Regions from separate parts of the Homo sapiens genome. Here region 2 is linked to region 1. A link is an interaction called in ENCODE POLR2A ChIA-PET data of the cell type or tissue named here. Cell type or tissue: endothelial cell of umbilical vein. All regions are shown on one strand. Links, peaks and the distances in the headings refer to the core of each region. The heading gives the core; the rest is flanking DNA. Region 1 overlaps FGD4 (FYVE, RhoGEF and PH domain containing 4). Region 2 overlaps FGD4 (FYVE, RhoGEF and PH domain containing 4).

The links. Peaks named below come from ENCODE experiments on the same cell type or tissue, not always from the same donor. Only the 100,000 strongest peaks of a DNase experiment are listed, where the experiment ranks them.
Region 2: POLR2A ChIA-PET joins it to region 1 with 5 read pairs; 3 of 35 experiments call an interaction of 5 or more read pairs at or near these places.

The regions. Positions count from the first base shown.
Region 1 is chr12:32,599,521-32,609,192 of GRCh38, reverse strand. It overlaps FGD4 (FYVE, RhoGEF and PH domain containing 4), which reads right to left. Exons shown (of 17, transcript NM_001370298.3): 6 at 7,770-7,915; 7 at 6,876-7,032; 8 at 1,098-1,236. Among named protein-coding and RNA genes, the nearest start is that of DNM1L, 75 kb to the left of the region's middle. In endothelial cell of umbilical vein, for the core only: no CTCF peak of the experiment used is centred there; no DNase peak of the experiment used is centred there.
Region 2 is chr12:32,481,992-32,499,731 of GRCh38, reverse strand. The region is part of intron 1 of FGD4 (FYVE, RhoGEF and PH domain containing 4); the gene reads right to left. Among named protein-coding and RNA genes, the nearest start is that of FGD4, 91 kb to the right of the region's middle. RefSeq lists a silencer at 17,218-17,377. In endothelial cell of umbilical vein, for the core only: no CTCF peak of the experiment used is centred there; a DNase peak (open chromatin) is centred at 8,781.

The sequences.
Region 1 (9,672 bases), core at 6,913-9,412:
CTTGTGTTCTAGAAAAGGCTAAGGATCAGGGCCAGAAGCAGTGGCTCACACCTGTAATCCCAGCACTTTGGGAAGCTGAGGTGGGTGGATCATCTGAGGTCAGGAGTTTAAGACCAGCCTGGCCAACATGGTGAAAACCCGTCTCTACTAAAATCACAAAAATTAGCTGAATGGCTTGAACTCGGGAGGTGGAGGTTGCAGTGAGCTAAGATCGCGCCACTGCACTCCAGCCTGGGCAACAGGGTGTGACTCTGTGTCAAAATAATAATAGTAATAATAACAACAATAATAATTTAAAAAGAAAAGGTTAAGGATCCAAGACAAAAAATGTTTTACGTACTTCGTCTCTCATCCAGGTTCACTTATGACAGAAAACAAGAAATTACAAGGGAAAGTAGCAATGTTTTAAGGTTGTACACAAGTACAACCACTGCTTGTTGAATATCAAGCCACTGTTATTTCTTAAATTTTCATTCATGCCTTTACAGTTGATTTGTAAAAGTGCAGAAAAAGGTAAAGTATTATTGAAACTCATAAGCCTTTAAAAAAACCCCTTTCATTATAATCTGATGAAAAAATAAGACATCTAACATAATTGAAATACATTTTTCTTGAAGAAAATGTTATTGGACAATAAAAAGCACCATTTCCTGTTATGGTAGCACGTTAGGGCAGGTGCAGCCAACTCTGCTTAGGTTATTTTTACATAGTGAATGTCACCTTAGCTTTCTTGGTATGCACCAACCTATCTAATTAAACAGGAGCACTTGTAATTCTGAATGGCTATATTCTTCCTCTGACAAGGAAATTGTGTATTGCTATTCTAGATGTCTTTAAGACTATAATTTTATATTTCAGAGCCAGTGACTAACATGGAACCAGCAAAATTAATGTGATTTGCATTGCTCTAAACTTGTCATTTTGGCTCAAAAGTGACTTGCCTAACTGAAGTGATGATAACAATTTCCAATGAAATTATCTTCTAACAGCAACATTTGACTAAAGTAGCTGTGAGATGTATTTCTCTTTGAAACCATAAGGCTGCTTGGCCACTTGATTATTCCAAAATAGGGAGAAAACAAAAAAAAAGCATTTACTTTTAGCATCATTCCAGTCCAGGGAATCAGGAGGCAATTTCCTTAGATAGTCCTTAAGGAGCATCTCATACCGGGGAATCCGCTGAACAGGTTCTAGCATGTGATGCTGCAAAGTTAAGCTCCCACAGATTTTCTGTTTCTGTAATGAGAAAGGTTTTCTAAGAAACATTTAAAAATTAGGTTAGCAAGTCTAAAAACTCACTGTAAAACAGAACTTTCGTCAAGGGCAATATTTTTCGACAAAGTGTGACTGTCCATCACCTGCATGAAATGCAGATTTCTGGCCAGGCACAGTGTCTCACACCTGTAATCCCAGCACTGTGGGAGGCTGAGACAGGTGGATCACCTGAGATCAGGGTTTGAGACCAGCCCGGCCAACATGGCAAAACCCCGCCTCTACTAAAAATACAAAAATTAGCCAGGCGTGGTGGCACACGCCTGTAGTCCCAGCTATGCGGAGGCTGAGCCTGAGGCAGGAGAATTGCTTGAACCTGGGAGGCGGAGGTTTCAGTGAGCCAAGATCGTGCCACTTAGCCTGGGTGACAGAGTGAGACTCCGTCTCAAAAAAAACAACAACAACAACAGAAAACAGATTTCTGAACCCCACCTCAATCTGTAACATCACAATCTTTGGGGAAGGAGATGGAGAATATGCATTTTTTTCTTCTTTTTTTGAGACGGAGTCTCACTATGTTGTCCAGGCACACAGTGGTGTGATCTCACTGCAACCTCTGCCTCCTGGGCCCAAGTAGTCCTCCCACCTCAGCCTTCCAAGTAGCTATAGGCACGTGCCACCATGCCCAGCTAGAGAATATGCATTTAAAAACACCTGATATTTCTATAACACTGAAGTTGAGAACTACCAATCTGGTGTAAGAACAGAAAGGAGGAAAAAAAATCAAGCAGAATTTTAAGCAAGAAAATTCCAGATTGCTGATAACCACTTCAATTAGTCACTACAAGGGTTTGTGAAGTCACATTATTAAATCATTCTATATAGATTTTTCAAAAGATGTGCCTATTTAATGAGGTTTGCTAAGCACAACTGTATTAAATGACTTTGGACTCAGCAGAAACTATTTGATAATAAGGCTATGATAAATGTCATTGCCTTTGAACTTAAAAAAGACTCCATATAGAAGAATAACAAGGTCTGGGCATCTTATCTGTCAGAAAATTTTATTTTTTCATCAGTTCAAAGCATTCTTTTTCATTAGAAACCAAATTCTGTAAATAGAGCTCCATTTCTTAGGGCAAAATTAAGACCGTATCACTTGCTTCCAAGAAACTGTTAACAAAAGAGATGAAAAAATAAGAAATGTTCTTGTTCCTGTTAAACAAAGCAGAAATCCCATTAAAGTATATACTGAATTCACACCATGATCAGGGTACTGCAAAGCATCAAAGCTATATTAAGACATGGTGTTTGCATTTGAAGCAAACAAGTGACTAAAGGCTTCACAGAGAAGGGAACATTTAATGCAACCTCTGATAAGTACAGGCTCTGAAGAAAAAGACAGACTAGGGAGCGAGCCCAGGAGGAGAAACCTGAGAGAACAGGCCCACAGTAATGAAGCATGAAGTATGTTAAATGAAAGGGACAGAGAGGTTTTCTTGGCAAAAAAAAAAAAATAAGTAGAGGAAAATAGAAGACGTAAAGTAATGGTAATATGGGTAATAATGTCAAGGTGAGTTTAGATTTTTTTCATCTAATGTAGATTTTTGTGCATGACAGTTGTATCATTAGATCTGAGCTCTATTAGATTAATCTACTGCAGTGTGGCTTTAGGGGGACGGGGGAAACTAGTTTGGAAGTTGTTATTATAGACCAGGAAGAAAATAATAAGGGCCTGAAATTGGCATAGAAGCTGAGAGAATAGCTTTCCTTAATAAAGTTTAAGATATTAATTATATAAATTTAAATATCTCATTGGGTTTTCCCAAAATCTATTACGTACATCAAGGAAAGTATTACTGATCCCAAATATTTTACATGAAGAAACTGTGGCTCAGATAATTTAGGAGCGTTTCCTAAGGTCAAGTGACTATAAGCAGCAGACTTAGGATTCTAAACTAGGTTAGTTGATTCCCAATCTACCACTCTTTTCACAACCCATGTCATTTCATCATAATATAGAGAAGACAGACATTGTACAGATAGAATTCAGAGTGTGACTAGACAATAACTACCACTATCACCACCATCGCCACTATCATTTAGTGAGCACTTACTATGCAACAAGCACTACGCTAAGCAATTTGAATACATTATTTCACAGGCAAATGAACACATACAGAGAATGAAGACATGTAACAAATCAAAGATAAAGCTAAGTTGTCAAGCTCTGGTAAATGACAGGATAATGGTGTCACCTAATAAATCCAATACATATCAGAATAATTATCTACTCTATGTAAGGCCTAAAAAGTCAGATGGAAAAATGCTTGGGAGCTAAAAATAGGAAAAGAAAATATTGACTTTGTTTGGATGACAAGATATTCACATGCTCAGCTGTTTGTACCTAGAGTTTGGGAGTAGAGAACTAGACTAGAAACAGCAACCCTAGAGGAACCTGTCTGGCAAGTTAAAGGCATGTGGGAATAGGATATCACTGAAAAGTATGAAAAGAAAGAAGAATGTAGAAGGCAAACTTTGTGCTCTGCCTACATTTCAGAGTTAGCAAAAGAAGCTAGTAAAAATCAAAGCAGGAGCCCAATATTCAGTAAGGTAGGGGAGTGTTTAATTACAAAATAAAAGAATGTTAAAAAAAAAAAGGAGTGAAGGGGATGAGGCAGACCTTCTGGCTACAGCTGAATGAAGAGACTGGCAAATCCTCCCTGTTAAAAGCAGCTGATAGGCCGGGTGCAGTGGCTCCTGCCTGTAATTTTAGCACTTTGGAAAGCCGAGACGGGGGAATCATTTGAGGCCAGGAGTTTGAGACCAGCCTGGCCAACATGGCGAAACCCCGTCTCTACTAAAAGTACAAAAATTAACCAGGTGTAGTGGCATGTACCTGTAATCCCAGTTACTCAGGAAGCTGAGGCACAAGAATCGCTTGAACCCAGGAGGCAGAGGTTACAGTGAGCCGAGATCATACCACTGCACTCCAGCCTGGGTGACAGAGCAAGACTCTAACTCCAAAAAAAAAAAAAAAAAAAGCAGCTATAAAGCTAGATAAAATTGACAAAACAATATTTGCATTTTAGAAATTGATTAAAAGGCATGCAACAACCTGAAATCTGTTTACACTTTAAAAATTGTTGAACTTTGGGTAAGAACGGTGAGAATCTGTGGCATTCTAGCCTGTGGCTGCTCCTGTTCCTCTCCCAGCTCAGTCACTATGAAGGGGCCATCAGGGTGGCACGGACTGTGAGGACTGGCAGCTCCTCTGCTGAGGCTGAAAAGGGCTCATTCATTTGGAGTGGTGGGCAACATACACACCCAACAACATCAGTAGAAGTGAAGATCCCTGAGGTGAGTGAGAGGTGAGAGCCAATAACTCTACTAGCCAGAAGTTGTGGTTGTAGATGTGAAAAATACAGTAATTGAAAAGAAAAATTCACTATAGGTTCAACAGCAGATTTGAGATGACAGAAGAATCAGGGAACTTGAAGAAAGACTAGTAGAAATTATACAATCTGAATAATAGAACAAAGATTGGGAGTATCATTTGAACCCAGGAGTTCAAGGCCAGCCTAGGCAACACAGCAAGACACCATTTCCAAAACAAACAAAAGGAACCCACCAAAATTTGTGTAATGGGAGTAAAAAGATTTTAAAAAAGAGAAAGTGAAAAGGACAGAAAATATTTGAAGAAATAATGGCTGAAAACTTCTGAAAATGATTAAAAAAAAATCAATCTACAAATGCAAAAAGCTCAACCAACCCTAACCAGGACAAATACAAAAAGGTCCACACCCAGACACATCATATTTAAACTGCTGAAAGCCAAAAAACAGAGAACATCTTGAAAGCAGCAAGAGAAAAGTGACTCATCACACGCATGGGAGTATCAATACAATCAATGGCTGGCTTCTCATCTCAAACCACAGAGGACGGAAAGCAGGAGAATGACATATTCAAAGTGCTGGGGGGGATCTCCATATACTGGTTGAGTGCAGTGGCTCATGCCTGTAATCCCAGCACTCTGGGAGGCTGAGTCTAGGTGTTCAAGACCAGCCTGGGCAACATAGCCAGACCTTGTTTCTATAAAAAAATTCTAAGATTTAGCCAGGGTGGTGGCGCATGCCTGTAGTCCCAGCTACCTGAGAGGCTGCGGTGGGAGGATTGCTCAAGCCCAAGTGTTCAAGGCTGCAGTGAGCTGTGACTGGGCCACTGCACTCTAGCCTGGGTGACAAGAGCAAGACCCTGTCTCTAAAAAAAAAAAATAATAAACATTATAGAAACAAAGGCCAGGCGCGGTGGCTCACGCCTATAATCCCAGCATTTTGGGAGGCCGAGGCAGGCAGATCATAAGGTCAGGAGATAGAGATCATCCCGGCTAACACGGTGAAACCCCATCTCTACTAAAAATACAAAAAATTAGCCAGGCGTGGTGGCAGGCGCCTGTAGTCCCAGCAACAGGCTGAGGCAGGAGAATGGCTAAGTAAACCCAGGAGGCGGAGCTTGCAGTGAGCCTAGATCACGCCACTGCACTCCAGCCTGGGCAACAGAGCAGCGAGACTCCGTCTCCAAAAAAAAAAATAAATAAAATAAAAAGGAAAAACCCATATACCAGGAATTCCCAATCTAGCTAAACTGGACTTCATTCTTCATTCATTCAAAAGTCAAGAAAAAATAAGTGTAGTCCCAGACAAAGACTGACAGAACAACCATGTATGCTGAAAGAAACTTACTCCAGAAAGGGCAAATATAATAGTATACAATAGACTTATAGATACATTTTTTTCTCATATCCTTCCATAACAATTGTAGCACTGTATTATAGACTCACAACATATAAAAACTTAATATACAGGACACTAATAGCACAGAGCATAGAGGAGGGAACAGAGCTATATTGGAACAAAGTGTCTACATTTTACAAGAATTAAGGTGAGTATAATCTGAAGTACATTGTGAAAAATTAAGATGCATACTATAATCCTAAAAGCAACCACTGGAAAATAACTCAAAAAATCATTTGACAATTAGAGGAATTAAAATGGTACAATTAAAAAAATTCATATGACACAAAAGAAGACAGTCAAGGAACAACAGAATTCCCATGCCAAGAATCTTAGATGATCTAAAATATGCCTTTTCAATATCAACTGTATCAAAGAATATGACATTAACAATTTTGACTAGAGAATCAAGTGGAAATTATTATGGTATTATTAAAGTATGTTATTCAGGTTTGGTGAAACAGAAGAAAATGAGGACACAGATATCAAGTGACAAAAAAAGAATGATTAGTTTCCCAAATCTCAAGGTTTACAGCAATCATTCTTTATATTCCTTCCAACAACTTAACCTCTGAAAGAATGCAAGAGAGACACAGACCCGAATGGGAACTCATTTTGTAAATTTATGTAGACCCTAATAAAAATCATCCTCTGCTGGTCTCAAAAGCAAATGGAGAAGTTATTGCTTAGTATGCAGCATGTGACTGATACGTATTTCAGCATTGCAGAGATGATCTGCATAATTTGGAGTAGAATGAATTTTGGCTAGGTATCTCAGACAGATCTCTAGATCTCAGTTTTAGATATAGAAGACTGTATAATTTGTATGGAAATAGTAATTCATAGCTTTGAACAAAACAGTCCTATTACCTGAATTTCTTCAACCACTGATTTGAACTGGGGAATACGTTCTGTCATGTTTTTAACCAATTCCATTGCATTATCAAATCCTTTCACATATTCTCCATACATCTTAAGGAATGGTGCCAATTTCTGAAGGATGTCTCCAATTCTAGGAGTAGTTTCCCTGTATCAAATATAGAAAAACAAGTCTTTAAAAAAAATTTTTTTTTGAGACAGGGTCTTGTTCTGTCACCCAGACTGTAGTGCAGTGGCATTATCACAGCTCACTGCAACCTCGACCTCCCAGGTTCAATCAATCCTCCAGCTTCAGCACTCTCAGTAGCTGGGACTACAGGCACGCGCCACCACGCCTGGCTAGTGGCTAGCTTTTTGTATTTTTTGTAGAGATAGTGTGTCACCATGTTGCCCAGGCTGGTCTTGAACTCCTGGGCTCAAGGGATCCGCCTGCCTTGGCCTCCTAAAGTGCTGGGATTATAGGCATGAGCCACCACGCCCGGCACATTAAGATTTCTTATAGAATGAGTGAATTGACAGGACTAGAGAGGAAGTAATCACATTCTACATACATCCTGTGCTTTATCTCATTCACCGTACTGTGAGGCTGATAGAAAACAATGCAGCACCTTTTTAAAGGGGCTATCAGAATGCCATAGCAAAGAGAGATGCTCCGGAATTCTTGAAGCTCCACATTACCCGATATCTTGTCTTCACTAGCTAAATGATAGTTTGGAGAGCAGACATGAAGTCCTTTGTACCACAACTTCTATCAGTAGTCTTTAATGTAAAAATTTAGCATAAATGTCTAGTTACAGTTGTGTGTGGCATTTCTATTTCAATTTAAAAGCTGAAAAATACAGCATGACTGCCTTAAACATATCATTTTCTATCTACTCCTCTTACCATTCTTGCATTCGTTTCTCCAGCTCTGGCAAGAGGAATTTACTATGGAAGGCATTTATTGATGAAATATTAGAAAAGATTTTATTCACCATCTCTGCTGGAAACGAGCCTCGGTTTGCTTCTTCCAACAGTTTGCAATAAAATACCTGAATAAAAGAATAATGTAAGCATTACTTCACATTTATTGGTTAACCACCTAGCACTGTGCTAGGCACATAGTGGGCTCTTAGTAACTTTTTATTGAGCAAATGGAAAAGTTTACAGTTCAAGAGAATCCTTTGAAATTTAGGAGTGAGTATATGCTTTGATTTAGAAGAATCAGGAATAAGAATTAGGAAGCTTTGATTCTAATCTAGGCTATGCTCCTATCCATAGGAATATTATGGCGAATAATTCACCTTTTCTGTGCCAGAAAATTTCCAGTTGAGGTTAATAGAATTCACCCTTCCTATCCATAAGCCAGAGTTAGGAAATGTGAAAACACTTTATGTATACACAGTAATTGTGGTATTTTTCACTTCTCTTTATGTTTCGAAAGACTTCTTCACTTATTACATATTTCCCTTTATTGTAGTTTGCTGACATAAGTCTCATTTTTCCTATTAAAATTGTATGCTCCTTGGGAAAGGGGAACATCATGATTTAGTTCCCACAACAGAACAAGTGCATAATAACTGGCCAATGAATGGACAAAGGAATATTTCAATTCTCAGATACTTACCTGCTTTTTAGTAAATAATAATGCATAGTAATGTAAAACACTGATATGTAGGGGGAAAAGTCTCTTCCTACACATAGTAACACGTACCTTGAAGACAAAAAAAAAAAAAAGAAAGAAAGAAAGAAAGAAAGAAAAACAAAAAACAAAAACCCAAACCTTCAGTCTTAGCTATACTTCACTAGGGCTACTATACCTCTTAATTGCCATTCTGTTACATGTAGGCAGAAGGAGGTCTATTCCTTCATAATGTCCAGATGGTTGTTAATTTTCTAAATTCACCTCCACTCTATTTTCTTGAGAGGCAAAAAGAACAAAAAATTATGTCCTTAGAGGCTCCAATAGTTAGGTTACTATAGTAATTAGGACTCTAGAATTCTAAAAGGTCAGCAGCAGTGGCTGACGAGTTATTTGGCTTTAGAAAACCACACAACTTGATAAGAGAAAAGAAATATCTCCACTATGGGAATATCTAAAATTTCAGGTCTGTAATTCCCATAAGGAAGAAAGTTGTTTCAAAGGTACAAACTTCATATCATTTGATTTTGGCTTATGGTGAAATTCCTTCAAAAATGAATATGTGACCCATAAACTCATTCTTTCAAAGAGCATAGGCCTTAAAATGGCTTCTCATGGCTCACCCTAGCAGGCAAGTGGTTCACTTCTGGAACTAATGATAAGGAGGTATGCACAGGATTGCCTGTTTCCATGAAATTCCAGTTTCCAATGGCAGAAGTGGGACAATTCTTATAAGTAACACTCTAACATGGCAGCTTTCCCTTCTAACAAGGAGGCTATATGGGCAATCTACCATTTGTCCTATTCTTTATTGCTGAAACAGGATTAGGATGCCTTAGGGTCCAGGCGTGGTGGCTCACGCCTGTAATCCCAGCACTTTGAGAGGCCAAGGTGGGAGGATCACAAGGTCAGGACTTTAAGACCAGCCTGGCCAACATGGTGAAACCCCGTCTCTACTAAAGACAGAAAAAATTAGCCGGGCGTGGGTGGTGCATGCCTGTAATTCCAGCTACTCGGGAGGCTGAGGCAGGAGAATTGCTTGAACCTGGGAGTAGGAGGTCGCAGTGAGCCAAGATCAAACCACTGCACTACAGCCTGGGCGACAGGGCCAGACTCCATCTCCAAAAAAAAAAAAAAAAAAAAAAAAAAAAAAGATGCCTTAGTTTT
Region 2 (17,740 bases), core at 7,668-10,167, 110 kb after region 1:
GAAGAGATTCTCAGGAACAAAAGGCCAGGCTTACCTAGGCTTCAGAATTTTCAGAGTACCTGTGAGGAAGAAATATTGGACTTATTTTCTTTCTCCAGTTTCCAAATTATAACTTTATAATCTTCTAAAAATATATTTACTCCTCTTATACATATTTTTTAATGTTCACTCCACCATGTTCTTGGGAAGATCTACAAACAAGTGAGACAATAAAAAAACTAAAAAGAATTGGCTCACAGTTTTTAGAGAATTGACTCCATGGGAAAAAATGACTCAGACAAGAAAAATAAAGGCAGATCTATGAAAGGTGAGTAAGGAATAGTAATGTCCTCTGGAGCTCCAAGTTCACCTCCAAGTGTTCTGATATTGTCTTCATTATAGTATCCCCTCAAACCACACTGCCCGGAATCTAATTATAGGGCCTGAAACCTAAGTGGTAGGGCATGTGACCAACAGTCAACAATCCCCATAAAGGTTCTTAAGATAAAACCGCTTTGGAAGCAGGAGCCTGATAATTTATCTTCCTCAAATACTGCGCAGGCGGCAACTTTGCCTTGAATATCTGCTGTTGCAGCCATTGTGCCAGCTAGGCAGAGATGGAATAACCTTGGGAATGTTGTTCCATTTCCCTTCGCAGCTGAATATGCCTAATTCCATTTGCCGTTACTCCTCCTTTCTCTTTCCTTTTGTAAGAGGTTTTACCCAGGCAGTCAGAGGTTCCCAAACTTTTCAAATCTGAGCATCTCTGTAACTTCTGCACAGTGCCCCGGGGCAGGAGCAATTCCTTAGAGTTCCATTGATTAAGTGGTTTGGTACAAAAAAACTAATAACTGTTGGGTGTGGTGGCTCACGCCTGTAATCCCAGCACTTTGGGAGGCCAAGGCAGGCGGATCACGAGGTCAGGAGTTCGAGACCAGCCTGACCAACATGGTGAAACCCTGTCTCTACTAAAAATACAAAAATTAGCTGGGCATGGTGGTGTGCGCCTGTGGTCCAAGTATTTGGGAGGCTGAAGTGGGAGAATCGCTTGAACCCAGGAGGCAGTGGTTGCAGTAAGCCAAGATCGCATCACTGCACTCCAGCCTGGGCGACAGAGACTCTGTCTCAAACAAACAAACAAACAAACAAACAAAAAACCAATAACTACCTTTGACCCAGCAATTTAGCACCATTTGAGAATATAACAAATAATTATTTCAAGAAAAAATAGTATTTTTATTCTATTCTTAAATCACTCCCACTACTTACTAATGGGATGTGGGTGTACCCTGCCAACCTCTCATACCATAGGATCCTACTAAATATCACAAACCTCATTTCCTCTCCCACTTTCATTTTCACCAGCTTGTTATCACAGTACCCACCAAACCCTCGACTTTGCAAAAATATGCCTCTATCAATAGAAATATACTGCAATCAAATATTTTTTAAAAGGGAACTGTCTAGAGGTAGGAGTTTGCATAGTATTTGATAGATGTTGCCATTTTTCCCTTGAAATTTTTAAATACTCTGCAGACAGCACCCCTGTGAGTTGGCAGTGATACCCAAAGCGCCTAGGCACATATTTTGGGAGTTATGTGTTTAAGCCCTTAGCCTCTACAAAGTCCAACGACAACTCCCTAATTATAAATTCAGAAACCTAGACTCTAGTTCCTGTTTAGCCAGCCCTATGACACAGGCAAGCCATTTACTCTGTCTGGTCCTGTGCTCTTCAGTCACAAAAGGAGGATGCTGGCTTAGAGCATCTCCAAAGGTCTCTTCAGCTCTAAAATTATGAGAATAAACGTTAGAGGAGAGTCTCACTGAGTCGAGAAGAAGAAAAAAGGCTGAAGTAGCAAAGACAAGAAACATTTATTTTCCAGAAGGAAACAGCATATTAAAATTTAAAATAACATACATCTGCGTACTACCCTTACGTGTGGCATGACTGAAAGGCTCGAGCAGGAGGTATTGTTCAAGTACCAGTTGAAATGGCAATTGTACCTGCACAACGGCACACAATTTAGGATGTACTTTTAGTAAAAATGCCAGGAGCTCTGCTACTGGTTTTACTTGTATTTCCATGTTCTCTTTCCGTGCTTTCCGAAACTCCTTCTTGACAAATGGTTTGTATTATAAATTGACCAGATATTGTTAGCGGTGCCTGTGACTATGAAACAGACTCAAATTACCTCTCCTAATCGGGGATCAAACATATCAGTGAACCCAAAAAGCCTAAACAGCAGAGCTAACCATTGAAACCACAAAATACAGTATCTATAAAGAGGTGGTATCTCCTTAGATATTTTCTATATATTACCAATAATTTTGCATTTTTGGTTAATATTCTATGAAACTTTTTGTTTTAATTTAATGGGGTTTTTATAATTCGTTTCATGAAAGTGATTTAGAGCAAAAATGTATTTGCAGGGTACAGAGTACTTTATAAGGAAGATAAAATGCATTGAAATATTAATAAATTGAACTTTTCTGCCCAGTTTGCAAGGGGTTAAGGTTAAGAATCTAAAGCCTAATTTGATGGAAACTTTTTTAGTGGCCCATCATTCCTCTCATGTGGTTAGCATTTCAGAGAAGTACTTGTTGTTCCAGGACTTGCCCAAGTATACACTGCCAAAAAAACAACCAACATTGACTAGGAAAGTCTATGTGAGGAGGTCTTATATTTTTAGCCCTTTTCTATTCAAGTCCAACCATCAAAAAACTCACCCAGATCTACCAATGCCCCAGGGATATTTTCAATTAAAATTTGAAAGATAATTGTGTCTTAGTCAAATAAGAATAATGAGATTTAGTTATTCACATCATTAGATTGTTTGTTACTGTTTTCATTACAGTAATATTCCCTATCCTTCCAAATCCTTAATATCGATTCTAAAACAAAGGTGGGAGGAAATTACACAAGCACCTAGGCCCTGCCTTCCACACTCTTAATTCTTATCCATATTTTTTTTCAAAAAGTGATTCATAGATAATTGGAATCTAGATATTTTAATTCTTCTTTCCTTAAGAAAATTTCTGAAATATATGAAAGTGAAGACTCTACAAGGACATATGTAGGACATATGTATATTTATGTTTATGTATTAATTACATTAACAAATCTAAAATACGTGTGGAGTGTAAAATAGGAAAAGGGCTAATAATAAACAATGTTCTATAAATGAGACTTCTATAATATGCAAAGTTCCATTCTAAACTCCACAGACAATAAAAGCATATGCTACCCCTTTTTCTTGATGAGTTTTTGATATGTATAAGAAATAAAGACTTTTAACTCTTGTTGTAGGGGGTTGGGGAGAGGAGCTAACAAGATAAAATAGATGTATAGTACCAGGTAAACAGCAAAGATACATCACACAGACATTCTGCAAAAGCTAATAAATTATCAACATTATGAACCTTCTCTTCGTATTTTTGGTCTGAGATCAGGCCAGAATAAAAACTATGATAATTCAAGTTTTGTGCTGATAAAACCCGATGCTGAATGGTTAATCCTTGCTGCTCAAAAAATATCCTAAAGGACCAAAGCATGCAAACAACTATAGCTTTAGGTCAAAGTTAAACAAAAACTGTTTCACTCAAGTTCTACAGGGTTGCATTTTTGAAGAGACAAAGCAAATTCAGCAAAAATGTAATGATCAGTTGAATGTTTATTGTTGATACCAGGGATTTATTTATGACCTCTCATCTGATCTTTTAAAATCAATCCTAACTTTACTTTTCTACCCCAAGCCCAAACCCCAGAAAGAATAAAGTATTAAAAAGAGAGGGTGGCCAAGGTTTGTGGGCAAGGGTCCCTTGAGACTAGGACTGGGGTGTATCTAATTATGACATTTGAAGGTAACTGAATTTGAGGTTTTGTGTGCAGCAAGGCTGTGTATGCACGGTAGGTGAAGCATGTGTGCACACATGCACGCACACAAATAGATATGCAGCAGTGATATGCAAGGCGGGTGAGATCAATGTGTGTGTGCAGGAGGATATGGAAGGAGGTAGTGGAGGGGATTCTGAAAAGCTTCTTTTTTTTTTTTTTTTTGAAACAGAGTCTCTCTCTGTGGCCCAGGCTGGAGTGCAGTGGTGCGATCTCGGCTCACTGCAAGCTCTGCCTCCCGGGCTCACAACATTCTCCTGCCTCAGCCTCCCAAGTAGCTGGGACTACAGGTGCCCGCCACCACGCCTGGCTAATTTTCTGTATTTTTTAGTAGAGACGGGTTTCGCTGTGTTAGCCAGGATGGTCTCGATCTCCTGACCTCGTGATCTGCCCGCCTCAGCCTCCCAAAGTGCTGGGATTACAGGCGTGAGCCACCGTGCCCAGCCCTGAAAAGCAATCTGCCCTGCAAGTTTTACCTCATAAATGCCCTGGGTTCTTTTCTAAGATAACCAAAGCATAACCAGTGAAATATGGGGCGAATCATGATTAGTTAATGCTGTGAATATAGGTTCACAAACTCTGGGCTAGGTAGAGTATGTGACAAAACAACTTGTTAGCAGGGTGATTTCTAAGCCACAATCTCTGAGCTTTGAGGCCTTCCTCTAAGAAATAAACAGGCATAATATTTGGTACCATCCTCTCAGGAAGATCAATGAGATCATGCAGGTGAAACCTCTTTGAATATCTGGAAACTATGCAGCTGTAAGAAGTATTAAACATGTTTAAAAATGGGGGTGGGGGCAACTGTTAATTCTGTGAAGACAGAATGACAAACAATTGACTTCCTGACATGAAAAAACAAGAACACAGAAGCCTCTTACAAAAAAACCTCTTGGCTCCACTCACATTACTGTCAAGCTGTCTATGCTCATTCCTTTCTTGCTCTTTCATGCTTCTCAAAAGGGTGGGAGGTCTAGTCACTTCTCACCTCTTATTCACTCCTCAGCCACATCTGTCAGACCAAGCACTCAACTGGCACTGCTCCCAGTAAGGCCAGCAGTGACATCTCAGCTCCAAACCCACAGGTTGGGTTCAGTTCTTGCATCCTGGGCCCTCTTGGGTGCCAACCATGCCCTCTTTCTTGACCTTTCCTCCCTGGCCTTCTCACAACCAACTCTCCTGATTCTCTAGGACTCTGAACACTTAAGCAACTCTGTGTCCTGCTGTCTCCTCCATCACATCCAATCAATCAGGTAAGATCAATAAATGTTCACTGAACAGATGTTCATAAAAACAGGTATCACCAGTAAATGTGTTTAGGTATTACTGCACAGCAATTCACTTTTAAAATATAAAATTATCAGTTCAGACATGGAATCCCACTGAATGGCTAGAAGCTCTTAATCTCTGTAAATAAGAAAGCAAACTAAATAATATTTTACTGATTATACGGCTGGAGGTGGGTAAAAGACCTCACCATCCCTCATAAATTGGTCCATTGAACAGCTGTGTAGGTATTTTAACAGTTCTTTGCGAAATCCCAGCACCTCTGGGAGGCCAAGGAGGGAGAAATGCAAGACCAGAGTTCAAGACTAGCCTGGACAACATAGCGAGATCTCATCTCTACAAAAATAAAATAAAATAAAATTAAAAAGTTAGCTGGGTGTGGTGGCACACACCTGTAGTCCTAGCTACTCGCAAGGTTGAGGCAGGAGGATTGCCTGAGCACAGGAATTTGAAGCTGCATTGATCACACCACTGCACTCCAGCCTGGGCAACATAGCTAGATCAACTCTTAGAAAACACTTCCCTGACGAAGTTTGACTACAAAAGCTCATTCCTGCCTCAGACCCTTTACATCTGCAGTTCCCTCTACCTAAGACATTTTCTTCCAGATCTTCCTCTTGTTTCTACAGTGCACTTCATTCAAATCTGCTGAACGCCACTTCCTCAGGTGAGTGTTTCCTTCCCCACCACCCTATCGAAAATAGGAGTACTATTCCTACCTCTGTCACTTTCTATCTATTCCAATGGCTTGTTTGTTGTTTAAGGTATCACTGCCCAACATTATATTGAACGTTTCTTTTTCACTCACTTTAATTTCTGGCTCCTACCTTAAAAGGTAAAATCCATAAGGACAGGGGGCTTTGTCTTGTTTACCAAGAAATCTCCAGTGTCTGGCATGCAGTAGGTGCTCATTAAATCTTTGCTGAAAGAACAAATAAAAAACGGCTAGGCATGAAGATAACGCTAAGCCTGGGCTACACCACTGTTGGTTATTCAGGAAGTAACCGTGCACCTGGGTCACTGACACATCTGAGCTAATGGAGTGGAGGTGGGTGGCAAGTGTCTGAAGCAGGTCAAGCAGCAAGAATGCTTTCTAGTCCTGATGAGCTGCCAGGCAGTAAGCCTGTGTCTCAGGACTAATGACCCTGGCTCATCAGATTACCACACCTTCTCCAGGACAACAGAGTAGGGCTCAAAGGAAAGTGGCGTGACAGCCTGGGAAACAATGAGGACCCTGCAGAGGTCACTGACTTTCTCCATGCTTTCTGAAGAAACTTGAAAGAGAAGTCCATTCTTAGCAAAACTGGAAATCAGGTGAAACATTTAAAAAACTAAGGAAAAGAAAACAAAACAAAAACCCTTTTTTCTGTATCTCCCTATTTCTCTGCTATATTGCCAGGTAGCTGGACGGTGACTGCCCAGTGACTTTGATGCTAGATTTCCACCTTCCTGGCTGTGACCCAGACATCTCGTGACCTAAATGGCAGTCATCTAAATCCCAACCCTATGCAATGACCTCAGACCAGAGTTTTCACCTTGAAAACTGAAAAAGAGTCAGCAGGCCTGGGTGTCCATAATAGCTGTCCAGTCCATAAGCATCCAACTACATTCTCTTAGAGGCTGTTCCACCTTCACTGTCTGTTCCTGGAAAGCAAGGCTGTCCAAGGTGCGGGCAGCACCAGCTTTTCACCTTTACTAAAGCTAGAAGAAATACTGATTCCCATGCTTGCTGAGATTGCTTTTTAAAAAACTCTATGAACTAGGAATTAAGGTTTTATACCAAAAAAAAATAAGAGAAATAACCAAAAATATAACCAACGTAGCTTATTTCCCATCATCTAGAGATGACTCCTGATGATATCTTTTCCCATCATTTTGGTATACATTCATATACCTCTACACATGAATATATCACAAATATATTATGTTTATAAAGCAGCATATTGTACATCCTGCTTTAACACTTTTATAATAAACTATAGCAATTTCAAATACACACTGTTGAACATATTTGTAAGTATACTTAAAATATGAGTTGCAACTAACATCAATTGTTTTGATATAAAGAAGAAATTAAAATCCACTATAAAACCACTATGTAGACATAATCACAATCAGCATTTTGGTGCATTTCTGAAAGTTATTGTGTGACACATATCAGAATCAGGGTTTTTCTGAATATTGTACTCTGTAACAAATTTTATGAAATGATTTTGACAGAAGAGTCTGCTTCATATTTCTCAATCATGCCAGGTAGTTGGGGTTAAAAGGGGACTTTGATGTGTAATTAAGCCACTTAATTAACTTTTATTTCATAGAGGTTGGCACTGTTTATGAACCTAATTTCTGTAACAGCCCAATAAATGTCAATACATTCATTTCAAGTTTCTTTAAATAAACACTCTGCCCAAGAAGGCTTGCCACCTGATTCAAAGAAGACCTCTCAGCTGATGTACAGTTTCCTCCTACAGGTTAAGCTAATTCATTGTCCAGAGTCACTATCTGACTTTCTAAAAAGGCTTTTAATAGTCTCCAAAATGCTGTTCACTTTAGAAAAATTTCAACCATCAGCTGAATACTGATTCATGCTGGATAAAACTCATGAATGTTAACAAGCAATTGGGATGCTATAATTTGGTTCTTTTCTTTTAAAAATGGACAACACAGTATTTGAAGGAACTATAATGCCAGGGAAAAGGCAAAGGCATGCAGAGACGTAATCCAGTCTACCCTTCCACTGCCCCCAGAGCAAAATAACAAATTGCCATTGCTAGAAAGAGGATCAGTGTTATTTTTGGTTTAACTTATAAAACAGGATTTAAGATTTTCAGTTAAAGTAGCATACCTAGGAACATTATAGCCCACAATGTTCATGATGGGCTATAATGATGTATATGACGTATATGTACCAAGGAAACCCTGAGGCATTCTTATTCAGATACAGTTTCACAAACATAAGAAATGAAACCTTTCCCATATCAGCAGGAATATACATTTTCTGAAATGCATTAGAGAGAAGGACAAAAGTTCCTTACCAACGAAAAAAGGTTAAAAACAAGTATTAGGTGTTTCAAGGGAAGGGACTTTCTGTACCTGGTACCATGTCATACAATCAATTCTATTCAACAAACATTTACCAAGAATGTTATACCACACACAGATAATTAAAGGAGGCTTGTAGACCTCAGAAGCCTAAGACAATGATTGTCAAAGTGTGGTTCCTGGGCTGGGAACACCACAGCACTATTTACTAGAAGATCTTAAATTGCAAATTCATTTTCTTTAGTACATGTAGGGCTATTTAACTTTTCTCTCTCTACTTAGAGTTTAATTGTTTCCTTAAGGTGGAAGCTTACATCTTCATAATTTGTTTCTAAATATTCCTATAATGCTTATATACCTTTCCAATTTTATAGTTTTTTGTTTTTTTTTTTTTTTTTTAACTGGCAGAAGGTATTCCAACATCCATTACTCTTCATACTGGCCAAAACCAAAAGTCATTGAAAAGAGTGAGTAAAACAAAACAAAACAAATCAGGCAGGGCAAAAGGTCTCCACACTGGTGAACTGTATTGTAGACTGAATGAAAAGACAGCCTAGCGCACATACAAAACATATCGGATACTGCAGTGGAAGAACTGTGTTTTGAATGGATGACTCCTCTGATACTTGCTTTCAATCCTGTGAGAGGAACTATAATTCAAACTTTCATGATTTTTAGTAGAAAGAAATGTATGGGAAAAGTGCAGCTAGGAAGATTATACCCAGAAACAACACACATACTGCTCCCATCCAGCAATGTGAAGCCATTTCCTTTTCTTTCCTTGCAGGAATATATACATCCCAGCTGCTGTCATCCCATTAAAAAAGACTAATAAGTCTAGGCGCGGTGGCTCATGCCTGTAATCCCAGCACTTTGGGAGGCCGAGGTGGGTGGATCACAAGGTCAGGAGTTCAAGACCAGCCTGGCCAATATGGTGAAACCCTGTCTTTGCTAAAAATACAAAAATTAGCCGGGCATGGTGGCAGGCACCTGCAGTCCCAGCTACTCAGGAGGCTGAGGCAGGATATAATCGCTTGAACCTGGGAGGTGGAGGTTGCAGTGAGCCGAGATCCAAGCACTGCACTCCAGTCTGGGTAACAGAGCAAGACTATCTCAAAAAAAAAAAAAAAAAGACTGATAAAAATCTCTTTTCCTACAATATATATTTTCTATTTTATCTCACTATGCTAGCTGAGATAAAATAGAAAACACAGTCCATGCTTGAGACAATTTAAGAAAAACTACAAAAAGCATCTGAGATAGTTTAGATTCTGGAAATGTCAAATGTCAGAATTTTTAGTCAAAACTGTAGAATTACAAAGTTGCCACTAAAATATAGTGGGCAAAGGATAGTCACTCCAAATGGGACAAAAAAAGAATCTTCACTCCTACTTCTCATCATACATGCAGATCATTTCCAGATGAATCATAGACCTAAATGTGAAAGGCAAAATAGTAAAGCTTCTGGAAATACTATAGGAAAATATCTTTATGACCTTCAGGTAGGCGAAATTTTTTAAACAGGATACAGAGACCTACCTGTAAAGGAAAAGACTGAAACTGGACATCACTGTTCAAAGGATATCAAGTATAAAAAAGAAAGCCTTAGAGGAGAAAAACATGTTTGGCTCATAATTCTGACAATACAGAATATATGAAGAACTCAGACAACTCAACAAGACAAAAAAAGTTTTTAATAGGCCAAAGTCTTGATTTTTTTAATATATAAATAAAATAACCTCATTGAGCTTACTTTCTCCACACGAAAAATAGGGTCATATCACCTATCTTACAAGATTCTTCTCAGGATCAGGAATAATGTGTATATAACACAAACCACCGTGTCTAATAGGTGCTCAATAAGCACCTGTTATACAAGGAGTTCGCAGATACAGTATCACTCAGAATCAATCATCAACCCCTTTTATACATAAACTTTCCTCTTGTAAAATCAAGATAATTATAAAATCAAGATAATGTTCCACCTGACCTGCCAAATAAGTCTGTAGCATTTCTGCTATGGAAAGTCATAGGAGGTAAAAGTACTCATTGAATATACGTGAACTTCCAAAGAAAAGTACACAGCTTGATCATTCCCATTTCAATATTAAAAGAGTTGCCAATTTAGTCATCAGTGAAACTATACAAGAACTGGGTCATGACATTTTATTATTCAGCTACTTTATGAACTCCATATGCAACTGCAGCTGTCAGCTCTAATACTAGAGGATCAAATGAGTTGGAAAGATTAAACAAATGGGCAGGAGAGATGCCAAGAAGGGTATAAACTCCTGGACAGGAGTCCAGTTGGTTCAGTTACAAAGTTGATCCTTAGAAGACTTATGTGCACTACAGGCACGCACTGAAGAGAAGCATAGGCTGAGATGCATGAAATACAAAAAGAGAAGAGGCTGAGATGCATGAAATACAAAGAAAAGAAAACGAAGGCAAATACAGGTGTAAAAAAAACCAGTACTACTGTGGTTTTCAGACTAATTCTGAGTCTACTTTTAGTCTTACAAATAAATATATTCACTACTTATCATAGAGAATAAAATATAGGTTCTGTAAGAAATCTCACTTTTACTTTTTTGAGACAGAGTCTCGCCCTGTCACCCAGGCGGAAGTGCAATGGTGCGATCTCGGCTCACTGCAACCTCCACCTCCCGGGTTCAAGCGATTCTCCTGCCTCAGCCTCCCGAGTAGCTGGGACTACAGGCATGCGCCACCACGCCCAGCTAATTTTTGTATTTTTAGTAGAGACGGGGTTTCACCATGTTGGCCAGGCTGGTCTCGAACTCCTGACCTCATGATCCGCCCACCTTGGCCTCCTAAAGTGCTAGGATTACAGGCGTGAGCCACCGTGCCCAGCCAACTTATTTTTTAACATTAACATATATCTGGGATTTAATAAAAATCAGATAATGTATTTTTAAACAAAAAAAATCAGGTTGTTGCCTATATCACACCATCTAAGCTAACAGGGGGAACACAAATAATGGGTCAATAAAAAAAGAAATCCCCTGAGATCTTGAAGTCAAATTCAAAAAAAAAAATCCCACAAGTTTTCTAATCTAAAATTACTTGAAGATAAGTCTTCAAACTTCCAAATTCTGACCGTATAATCATATTACCCTAGCTATTTCTCTTCTATTATTATCTTTATGACTGTAAGTTTTAAATAGAAGGCACACTTAAGAATTTATAAGTAACTCAAAGTACTCTAAACTCAGTTCTATTCATTCCACAAGAAAGGTCAGTACACTATCTTGGTGCAAGTCTGTGACACAGAAACTTTTTACAATGTCACAATGTTAAAAAACAAAAAGCTTTTTCTCTGTCTTTTTTTTTTTTTTCCTGTGGCTGAATTATTCGGGAAAATCTCAGGCCAATTGATAACCTAATAAAACAAAGAAAAACTAGCCAAAAGCTTTGTGAATTTGTGTTTTTCCAGTTACCAACATTTTCACAGCCCATGCTTGATTTATCTCCTATGCATGGATCTAGTTTTCATTCATACAAGACTTGGAACATAGAAGAACCTGCCTTAGTTGAAGTCCTCTATTAGTTTTCTCAATGGTCCAGCTATCTGAATAAGTTCTATGGCTTCCATTCCACTTTGTCTCTCTGAAAAAAGCAATGGAATCCACATTTTTAAAATGGCTAATGCGGGTGTGGTGGAACTTGCCCATAGTCCCAGCTATCGGGAGGCTGAGGCGGGAGGACTGCTTGAGCCCAGGAGTTCAAGTCCAACCTGGGCAACACAGTGAGAAAATCTTGTTTCTATAAATAAATAATATAAATTGGCTGGGCATGGTGGCTCACGCCTGTAATCCCAGCATTTTGGGAGGCAAAGGCGGGTGGATCACTTGAGGTCCGGAGTTCAAGACCAGCCTGGCCAACATGGCAAAACCTCGTCTCTACTAAAAACACAAAAATTAGCCAGGTGTGGTGACATGCACCTGTAATTCTTGGGAGGTTGAGGCACGACAATCACTGAAATCCAGGAGGCAGAGGTTGCAGTGAGCCGAGATCACACCACTATACTCCAGCTTGGGCAACAAGCTGAGTGAGACTCTGTCTCTTAAAAAATGATAATAATAATAACAAATAATAACAATATAAATTTTAAAATTGCAAGCACATCGCTGCCTGTCACATATAAGTAAAAGTGTAAAAAGGGTAATATTCATAAATTTAAACAAAGATATGCCCAACACATTTGTTTAAAATCCTAATTCAATGTTTGTGCTTACAAATCTAAGGTCAAGCTATTATTGTTATCTTAAAATCAAGAATACAACTACAATGAGACCCACCCCACCAAAGGCACCTTGCAAGACAGTCTTACAAATTCATGTTCTTCTCACGATTATTTATAAAACAGAATTTAGAAAAATTTTAAATATCTAATAATAGTGGATGTGTTAATTAAGGTACCTGTAACAGAATAGTGTAGAGCAACTGAAATGGATATTTCCTGAGAATTTTTAGTAGCCTGAAATAATTTAATGATACATGGTGGGGGTCAGAGGGAGAAGTATAATTCAAAATCCATAAACAGTATAGCCTCAGTTTCACAAAACAATAGCTACAAAGAGGAAAAACACCTCAAAATGTTACAGTAGCTTATACTTGGATGTTTATTTTTTTCTCCTTCCTACTGAACAAAAATATTGGTTTAAAATTTAAAATGTTTCTCTGAACAAAAACATCAACCTAAAATGATTTTTCAGTTAAATATAAAAGACTACAAGATCACTTAAGCCACAATGATAGAAGTACCTAGTCAAGTCAACTATACTTCAGATCCCAATAAATCAGATAATGTTATTTCAAGAAATCCTTAAACCTGAGAATTACCAATGTACCTTGCTCATGTTTTAGAAGTAGGGGGAATTTTTATCCCCAAATAATTGATGACCAAGAAAATATTAGGTGCACAAATAAGTTTTAAGAAACTGGCTAAAGTGTAAATCTTAAATATTAGAAATAGAAAGAAGACAAGTGAAAAAAGTAGAAGGAAAGAGGTTATAATAAAAAAGACTGAGATGACAAGGGTCAACAGTGGTTGCACTTACTCACTTCCACTACTCTCAGGAAACACTCTGTGCTATGAACTCACAGGGAGAAATGCCATTCCCTCAAGTAATTGTTCCTGGATCATGAAGATAAGAAAAAGCACACCTTTGTGCTAAAACCACAGCACTGAACTACTCTAAAGAAAATCCACGATAATTTTTCCATCGTGGTACAAATTATTATCACTTAACAGTAAACAAAGAGAAATACCAGTGACCTCATCTATTGTATACTTTGCATAGTGAAAAAATCCAAATGTTTTAACCTGAGATATTTCAGAAATGGCAATTGCAAAACAATACTCACAGCCCCCCATAAAAGATTCTTTTCATAACATCCAGCAATCTTCTGATTAACCTATTTCCTGCTTCTGGAGCAAGGATTTGGATCCATAATTTGTTGGTAGAAACTATAGGCATTCTGTATTTAGACACTAGACACATACACATCTAGTGTTCAACATGATAAAGAACTAACTAATGGGAAGTACAGAGTTCTGTTTCATAAGTCTTCTTCTGGCAGTGATGCAGGCTCAAGGAACTACGCAAGCAACGCATTTCAAAATTCCACGAAGGTGTTTCAAAATGTACTGAGAGAGCTCTAGAATACCGGGGGTGGACTAGGAAGTATGATGCCAAATACATGTAACTTTATTACATTTATGGCATTTAGGCTTATAACAAACTTCCCTTTAAAAATAGGTCTTGGTCAGGCGCAGTGGCTCACACTTGTAATCCCAGCACTCTGGGAGGCCTAGGCGGGTGGGTCACGAGGTCAAGAAATCGAGACCATCCTGGCTAACATGGTGAAACCTCGTCTCTACTGAAAATACAAAAAAAAAATTAGCCAGGCGTGGTGGCAGGCGCCTGTAGTCCCAGCTGCTCGGGAGGCTGAGGCAAGAGAATAGCGTGAACCTGGGAGGCGGAGCTTGCAGTGAGCCCAGATCCCGCCACTGCACTCCAGCCTGGGCAACAGGGCGAGTCTCTGTCTCAAAAAAAAAAAAAAAAAAAAAATTGGTCTTAAAAGATCTGAGGATTCTTTTTGACAGACATCAGAAAATTGTAAGAAATACTGCAAGCAATGCTGAATAGTGAAACTGTGTATAAGCTCTCCATATTCCCAAAAGCAAAAAAGGGCCTTCCATTTTTTTCCAGGAATGGTTATGCGGGTTACCTAGCAATCCCAAGTAATTTCTATATAAAAACAAGTCAGGTTTTTAAAAGAGGAAGGCACTGATTGATAGGCAAATTTCTCATCCTTGTTATGCCTATAAAGTAAAATTATGGATTAAAATGAATGTTTTATGTTTGAGGCCAGAAATTAGAGACCAACCTAGGCAACATGGTGAGACCCCATCTCTACAAAAATAAATTTTAAAAAATTAGCTGGGTGTTATGGCATGTGCCTGTCATCCCAGCTACTCAACAGGCTGAGGCAGGAGGATCACTTGAGCATAGAAGGTTGACGTTACATAGTGAGCTACTATCATACCACCATACCTCAGTCTGGGCGACAGAGTGAGGCGCCATTTCTTAAAAAATAAGATGGGATTTTTTATTTTTATTTTGTTTTTTTTCTGAGACAGAGTATCCCTCTGTCACCCTGGCTGGAGTGTAGTGGTGTGATCTTGGCTCACTGCAACCTCTGCCTCCCAGGTTCAAGCTATTCTCCTGCCTCAGCCTCCCAAGTAGCTTGGATTACAGGTGCCCACCAGCACGTCTGGCTAATTTTTGTATTTTTAGTAGAGGTGGGGTTTCACCATGTTGGCCAGGCTGGTCTTGAACTCCTGACCTCAGGTAATCCACCCACCTCGGCCTCCGAAAATGCTGGGATTACAGGCATGAGTGACTGCACCCAGCCTAAAAAGGGGTATTTTAGTTAATTTATCACATAACAGATGTTTTAAAACACCTAAACATTAATCATGATGTAAATTCAACATTTACATAACACAAATGTCCCTTTTCATGTGATAGTCAGATGTTGTAGTCAGAATCAAACCATAATACCTAGACTCAGCTCAACTTTGTAACATCACTTCTTAAAATTATTATGTTTCTATGTTATATGGAATAGCAAACTAAAAATTGTATGTTACCTTAAAGCACTTTGAGAGTAGGTGAGGACATTTTGATGGGTATAGTAAAACACACACCTGATGCAGCTTATGAACCAACAAGTGGAAGCATGAAGAAAACTACTTGGAGAAATACACACTAACATCATAAAGTCTTAAGACATTTAGAAATCCTCCCATTGCATGGATAAGAAAATTGAGGCCAAGACTGACAAGGCAGTCAAGATAAAGCCATACTATATGAGGCAGACAAGATATGCACACTTCAGAGCTCCCAACGGATTTTTTTTGGTGTAATTTCCAAGGTATTATACATCCAAATAATTAACTCTTTCTTGAACACACCATCATCTAGTATAATACTGTAATGCAGTGGTGATTTTGAGAGCTAGTAACCTACCTCCAACAATCACTTGCTGTCAATAAATGTTATTTTCATAAACTTTAAAAGCTGATCTTTATGAAGTGAAAGGTATAGTAATACACAGTATGTTCATATACTGTGGTGGTGTCCATCTGAGGGCTAATGCTTTCCAAACCTCACCAATTCCAGCCATCATCCTCATCCAGGTCAGCTAAGGGCTGGGTGTGTCCTCTACAGTCAGGATAGGTTTTACACAGGAAGTGCTGGCACTTACACAGGCTGGAGTGAAGATGTCAAATGAGGATGTCAGCATTTTTGGTTCCCTCTCTCTAGCTCAGAAAAGTACTGCAGGAAACTTCAAACTGACCATATGCCAATGAGTTATGGGCTAAAACTGGAACTGTCCTGCACTGCTACTGTGAACCAGGGCCAGAAGGATCCTCATGAGTATGCTGGCCTTTGTTCTTGACCTCTTTTTTCAATGTTTTGGCAGTTTGGAGGGCAAAGAAAAAGAAAAGTTATATGGAATATTTTCTGATGATTTGGCATTGTACATTGTAGATTTTTATGTATCTTTACAATCAACTAAACCTTTCACTATTCATTCAGAGATTATATGGATCTAGCCGTAGAAAAATGTTGCAGGGATTACACTGAAATAAAATTGCACCCATAGATGTGTGATTGTGCTATTTTTCTGAGTTCTCTGCACAGATTCTCTGCCTTGTAGATTTTACAAAATACAGATTTATCCCTACTGGCTTTAAATCAAGTGATCCTGATCAATTTACTCACACATGCTTGAATTTCAGAATGGCTATAGGAACTGCAATTTTAACCAATTCGTTACAAGCTAAAATTAGTATTCTACCCACACACACACACAAAAATTATCATGTGGCTAAAAATAAAGCTTCATAAAAGGAGAATACACTAAGCTATTTATATTTTCCTAACACCATCATTATATTCCGTATCTTGATAAAATTATCAGTAATTATAGCTGTATACTTAACTTGCTATGTGCTCTCCTCATAACAACCTCAACAAAAAGTCATTAATAGGTGTTGAAACTGAGAACATCTATACATCATCTATAACTGAGAAAGTAACTTTCCAGATAGTAAACGGCAGGTCTGGAATGCAAATCCTGAACTATTTAACTTCAAAACGTGATTTCTAAAGTGCAGAACGTCTGCTTATCCTCCCAAAGTTTGTCAAAATTATTAACGTGGGATGAAATAAAAATTTTTACCCTATGTCTTCGTTTTCTTGTATTCTCCCCCCAAACTCAAAACTTAAAAATTTTTATGCCTGGTAAAGTTCCTCTTTCTACCTCATGGGATTCTTTGCATAACTAAATTCCTGGAAACTCTGTATTTAATCTACTTGTAAGCAAATCATTTTATATATAATCTGGAATAGTGGGATCATTTTAGAGTAACATATCTTGCAGTCCTACAGTCCGCTCAGCAATAGTTGCTTTTATCTTAATTTGCTTATTCGCTGTACAAATGAGAAGAACATATGTGTAACTTCCTCAAGGTCACTTCGAGCCAGAAATAGAATTTTGGTTTAAGGTCTGGTTGCTAAACCACACTTCCTCTTCAATGGTAAGCTACCATTGGTAAGCTGGTCACTAAGAAATAGAAAACAAGAAGCATGGGATATTCAAAATACTTTTCATGCCAGAATTTCTCTTTTCCCTACCCATCTGTCTCTGTTTTTCCCATCTCCTAAATATGCTATATTGTGATTATGGAAAAAGACAGCAACTGCTTTGGCAGATAAGGAAAAACACCTTATTCCTATTTCAAACATGAAGCAAATATTTCATTTCCTTTGTTTATTAAAATATATAATGTGGCCTTGAAAGTCACGGCACTTTTTTAAAAAATGCTTAATTTATCCATTCTATTTAATTTTACTGGTATAGACAATTACTTTGATTTGTAAATTTGAGACTGTTCTCTAAGAAATGTGTAGGTACCAAGACATGTGACAACTGGCACTACTA